2 separate regions of the Homo sapiens genome follow, and region 1 is linked to region 2. A link is an interaction called in ENCODE POLR2A ChIA-PET data of the cell type or tissue named here. Cell type or tissue: GM12878. All regions are shown on one strand. Region 1 overlaps SEC11A (SEC11 homolog A, signal peptidase complex subunit). Region 2 overlaps ZNF592 (zinc finger protein 592).

The links. ChIA-PET counts read pairs that join two places held together with the same protein. Peaks named below come from ENCODE experiments on the same cell type or tissue, not always from the same donor. Only the 100,000 strongest peaks of a DNase experiment are listed, where the experiment ranks them.
Region 1: POLR2A ChIA-PET joins it to region 2 with 5 read pairs; 5 of 35 experiments call an interaction of 5 or more read pairs at or near these places.

The regions. Positions count from the first base shown.
Region 1 is chr15:84,685,427-84,687,926 of GRCh38, reverse strand. It overlaps SEC11A (SEC11 homolog A, signal peptidase complex subunit), which reads left to right. Exons shown (of 6, transcript NM_014300.4): 3 at 153-302. Among named protein-coding and RNA genes, the nearest start is that of NMB, 28 kb to the right of the region's middle. RefSeq lists an enhancer at 940-1,439. In GM12878, no CTCF peak of the experiment used is centred here; a DNase peak (open chromatin) is centred at 1,266.
Region 2 is chr15:84,778,054-84,780,553 of GRCh38, reverse strand. ZNF592 (zinc finger protein 592) reads right to left here. Exons shown (of 11, transcript NM_014630.3): 3 at 2,242-2,371. Among named protein-coding and RNA genes, the nearest start is that of ZNF592, 31 kb to the right of the region's middle. In GM12878, no CTCF peak of the experiment used is centred here; no DNase peak of the experiment used is centred here.

The DNA.
Region 1 (2,500 bases), 93 kb after region 2:
TTTGAGAACAATACACATTTCTGTTGATATAGTTGTTAGGGTATTGAGTATACTCCCAAAGTGATATTTTTTATTTTGTTGAATATCTAATTTTGAAAGTACATTTAATCTCATACTTTCTTTTTGCTGTTATATTCTTCTTTCCCTTCCAGTGGCAGCATGGAACCTGCATTTCATAGAGGAGATCTTCTCTTTCTAACAAATCGAGTTGAAGATCCCATACGAGTGGGAGAAATTGTTGTTTTTAGGATAGAAGGAAGAGAGATTCCTATAGTTCACCGAGTCTTGAAGATTCATGAAAAGTATGTGCAAAGTATAGCATCTTTGTTTCTAAGTGCTTTTGTTTAAGTGTTTGTGGTATTTAGTTTTGATAGCCTAAAGATTGTAAAACAGTGAGGAACCTCTAGGCCTTCTTCCAGTCCATTTTTATGAATGCTGGAAAGTTTAGTGAACATTTTGAAAACTGTAAATAATTATTTATTAGTTCATTTCTTTCCCTGAAGGTTTTTCCAGAGGTTTTTCTTTGTTCCCTTTTACTTCCCAACCTGTCAGTGACTCTGTATATAATTCCAAAAAACTATGACATAAAGATAGATCCTAAATAGAATCTTCTGGTTGGGCACAGTGGCTCACGCCTACAATCCCAGTACTTTGGGAGGCCAAGGTGAGAGAATGGCTTGAGCTCAGGAGTTTGAGGTCAGCCTGGGCAACATGGTGAGACTCCTTCTCTATTAAAACAAAACAAAACCAAAAAAGGCCAGGCATGGTAGCTCACGCCTGTAATCCCAGCACTTTGGGAGGCCGAGGTGGGTGGATCACCTGAGGTCAGGAGTTCGAGACCAGCCTGGCTAACATCGTGAAACCCTGTCTCTACTAAAATATAAAAATTAGCCAGGTGTGGTGGTGGGCGCCTGTAATCCCAGCTACTTGGGAGGCTGAGGCAGGCGAATTGCATGAACCTGGGAGGTGGAGGTTGCAGTGAGCCAAGATTGCAGCACTGCACTCCAGCCTGGGCGACAGAGCCAGACTCCATCTCAAAAAATAAATAAATAAATAAATAATTAGCTGGGCGTAGTGGCATGTGCCTGTAGTCCCAGCTAATTGGAGGACTGAGGTGGGAGGATTGTGTGAGCCCAGGAGTTTGAGGCTGCAGTGAGTCGTGTTTGTGCCACTGCACTCCAGCCTGGGCGACCGAGTGAGACCCTGTCTCAAAAAAGAAAAAAGAAAGAAATGAAAGAAAAGGGAGGCATCCTGTATGACACACAGACGAGAAGTGAAAGAGTAGGCATGATTTCGGTTCTTTTTTTGTTTGTTTTTTGAGACAGTTTCCCTCTGTTACCCAGGCTGGAATGCAGTGGCGCTATCTCGGCTCACTGCAACCTCCACCTCCCAGGCTCAAGTGATTCTCATGCCTCAGCCTTCTGAGTAGCTGGGATTACAGGCATGTGCCACCATGCCCAGCTAATTTTTGTATTTTTAGTAGAGACAGGGTTTCACCTTGTTGGCTAGGCTAGTCTCGAACCCCTGGCCTCAAGTGATCCGCCTGCCTTGGCCTCCCAAAGTGCTGGGATTACAGGCATGAGCCATTGCACCTGGTGGATTTCAGTTCTTGAAAGAAGAGGAAACTGTCAACCATTGCTTTTTGAAATTCCTATAAACATTCTAGTTTAGAAGAGTTCTTTCTTCATTGGTGAAATAAAGATATGACTGCTTATTTTTTTTTAATAAAATCAGATATCAGTATGTATGTGGAAATACTATAATTTAAAGTGACATTATATTATTGACTGGGAAGGAATAACTTAAATTTTTAGAAATTGTTTGGGGCCGGGAGCAGTGGCTCATGCCTGTAATCTCAGCACTTTGGGAGGCTGAGGCGGGCAGATCACCTGAGCTCAGGAGTTCAAGACCAGCCTTGCCAACATGGCAAAACCCATCTCTACTAGAAGTATAAAAATTAGCCAGGCGTGGTGGTGGGCACCTGTAACTCCAGCTACTCAGGAGGCTAAGGCAGGAGAATCACTTGAACCTGGGAGGCTAAGGTTGCAGTGAGCTGAGATCACGCCACTGCATTCCAGCCTGAATGACAGAGTGAGACTCCATCTCAAAAAAAAAAAAAAAAAAAAAAAGAAATTTATTTTGGAATTACAGAGGTTTATTCAGCATGGATAGTGTTTTCCAGATTCTGAAAGTGGATTTGTGTTGTTCATTCTCAGCAATGCCTGTTGTGAACAAAGCTGAACCAACTTTCCCCTAAATATATCAGAGAGAATCAAATTAAGCTCAGGCCTTGTTTAAGCTGGAGGAAAATTTCTCCATTTTAATTTGTGATCCTTTGAAATTGAGTGAGTTTGGCTGGGTGTGGTGACTCATGCCTGTAATCCCAGCCCTTTGGGAGGCTGAGGCGGGTGGAGTGCTTGAGCGCAGGAGCTCTAGACCAGCCTGGGCGTCTAGACCAGATGGTGAAACCCTGTCTCTACAAATAAAAAAAAAAAAAAAA
Region 2 (2,500 bases):
ACCTAAACATGGGTTGGCAGAATACCCCACTGGAATGAGATACAAAGTTTTGAACAGAACGAATGTTTGTCTCTTGGAACAGGAGGTGTTGGAACCCATAAACAAGGGGAACATACTGGATGTCACTGAAAACAGTGGGCACTCAATACCAAGTGACCTACTAGGCAGGGTGATCATAACTATAAGGAAACTCCTGCATGATATTTGCTTTATAAGCTTCTTTTTAATTTCTTTTTTGTTCTTTCTTTCTTCTAAATGTCTAGGAAAGGCCAAGCGCAGTGGCTCACTCCTGTAATCCCAGCACTTTGGGAGGCTGAGGTAGGTGGATCACCTGAGGTCAGGAGTTTGAGACCAGCCTGGCCAACATAGTGAAATCTCATCTCTACTAAAAATACAAAAATTAGTTGGGTGTGGTGGCACACGCCTGTAGTACCATCTACTTGGGAGGCTGAAGCAGGAGAATCACTTGAACCCAGGAGGAGGAGGTTGCAGTGAGTCGAGATCTTGCCACTGCACTCCAGCCTGGGCAATAGACCAAGACTCCAACTCAAAAAAAAAAAAAAACAAAACTGTCTAGGAAAAAAAGATTGAGGGGAAAGGGCAGAATAGATTTTCCAGCTCTCATTAAGGAGCTGGAAAAAGCATGTGGGAGAAGAGGAGGAGAAGTTGATTGTGTGTCTAAGGATTAGCTGGGAGCCTGCTATTATCTAATATGAAGTTGCAGAGGCTTGAAGCAGAGAAAGATTAGATCAGAAGTAAAGCTCTCCTCATAGAGAAATCTCAGGGATTGACTGAGAATGGTCAGAAGTAAAGTAAGTATCTTTTGCTGGAAAATCAGAGCTAGTAAATAGTGTGAGAGCTCAATATTAGCAGCAGAAAAAAAAACTTTTATAGAGATTTTAGGTCAGGCACAGTAGCTCACACCTGTAATCTTAGCACTTTGGGAGGCCAAGGGAGGAGGATCACTTGAGCCCAGGAGTTTGAGAGTAGCCTGGGAAACATAGTAAGACTCTCTCTATTTTTAAAAAGAATAAGAAACATTAATAATAATAATAAATGTTTTAAATGCCAAAGCTGAAAGCCTTTAAAAGCCAAAGATCACATCCTGTTTTCTATTTAGCCCCAGTAAGAAAAACCAAAAACAGCAGCAATCAATAACTGTGAATAAGGTACTCTACCATGTACCTACATGTTTATATTTACTTGAACCTTGCTCTAAAGCATCACATTGTTTTTAAATAGAAATTAATCAAAATGTACCGTTATAAAAGCAAAAGAAGAAACTGTAAAGAAAAAGACAACCAATAAAAAAGTTCTATTTACCGAAAACCTGCCAGCACAAAGTTAAAAGGCAAACAACAAATCAAAAGGAATATTTGCAACATATAGTTATTATCATTAATATCTTAATTAAAACATAAAAAGCCCTTATAGAGGGACCTCCTCTTTCGGCTTTGGAGCCCCCCTCCCTCTGTCTCTCTACAAGGGAGTTTCTTCCTTCTGTCTTCTCCCTTCCTTCTTGCCTATTAAATGCTCCACTCCTTAAAACCACTCCACGTGTGTCCCTGTTGTTTTCTCTAAACCGGCATGAGGACCAAGAACCCTGGTGTTCCTCCACTCATCAGAGCCGTATCATTTTGGTTCATGGGCCAGGAAAAGAAATTCAATCATCAGACTGCAATCAAACTCCAAATGATGCTATAAACTGAACCACACATGCACACGCCATTCTTCCGAGGACCCTTAGATCAACCCCAGGAAGAGCCCTAGCTGCTGTTCTCCATTTGACGCCCCTTTTCAGCAGGAAGTAGCCAGAAAGAGTCATCGCCCAAAACCCCCTAACAGCAGTTAGTGTAGCATCTCCACAGGGGGAAATGTTGTAGGAAAAGGGGTCATTGGGAAGCCTTAAAGCATCTCAGGAAAAGTTTCTTGTAAAGCCCCGGCTCTTAGAGCCAGGCCAGCAACCTTTGATATGCAAGTCGGCCATTAGAAACTGGGTCCACCCAAACATGGAGATTCCCACGGCCTTCTTGCCCTTTCCCTACATGTTCCTGGCAACATGGCCAACCCCATATAACCTCACGAGTGTAGAACGTCGTGTCAACCTGCATTTGCATATTAAAAAGCTAGGGTGGGAGGGCCAGCTTTTTCTCGGGCTACGTGAATTACATGCCTAGTCAAACCAATCCCCTGAGCCCTATGCAAATCAAACACCGCCTCCTCCAGCCTCTGCATGTGTACCTGACTGGTATCCGTGGCAGGTAGGGACCTCCTCTTTCGGCTTTGGAGCCCCCCCTCCCTCTGTCTCCGTACGGGGGAGCGTCTTCCTTCTGTCTTCTCCCTTCCTTCTTGCCTATTAAACTCTCCGCTCCTTAAAACAAAAACAAAAACAAAAAGCCCTTACAAAGCAATAAGTAAAATATAAGCAACCCATTAGAAAAATGAGTGAGGGTGATGAGCAGGCAATTAAAAGAAGAAAGACAAATGGACAGACTAGAAA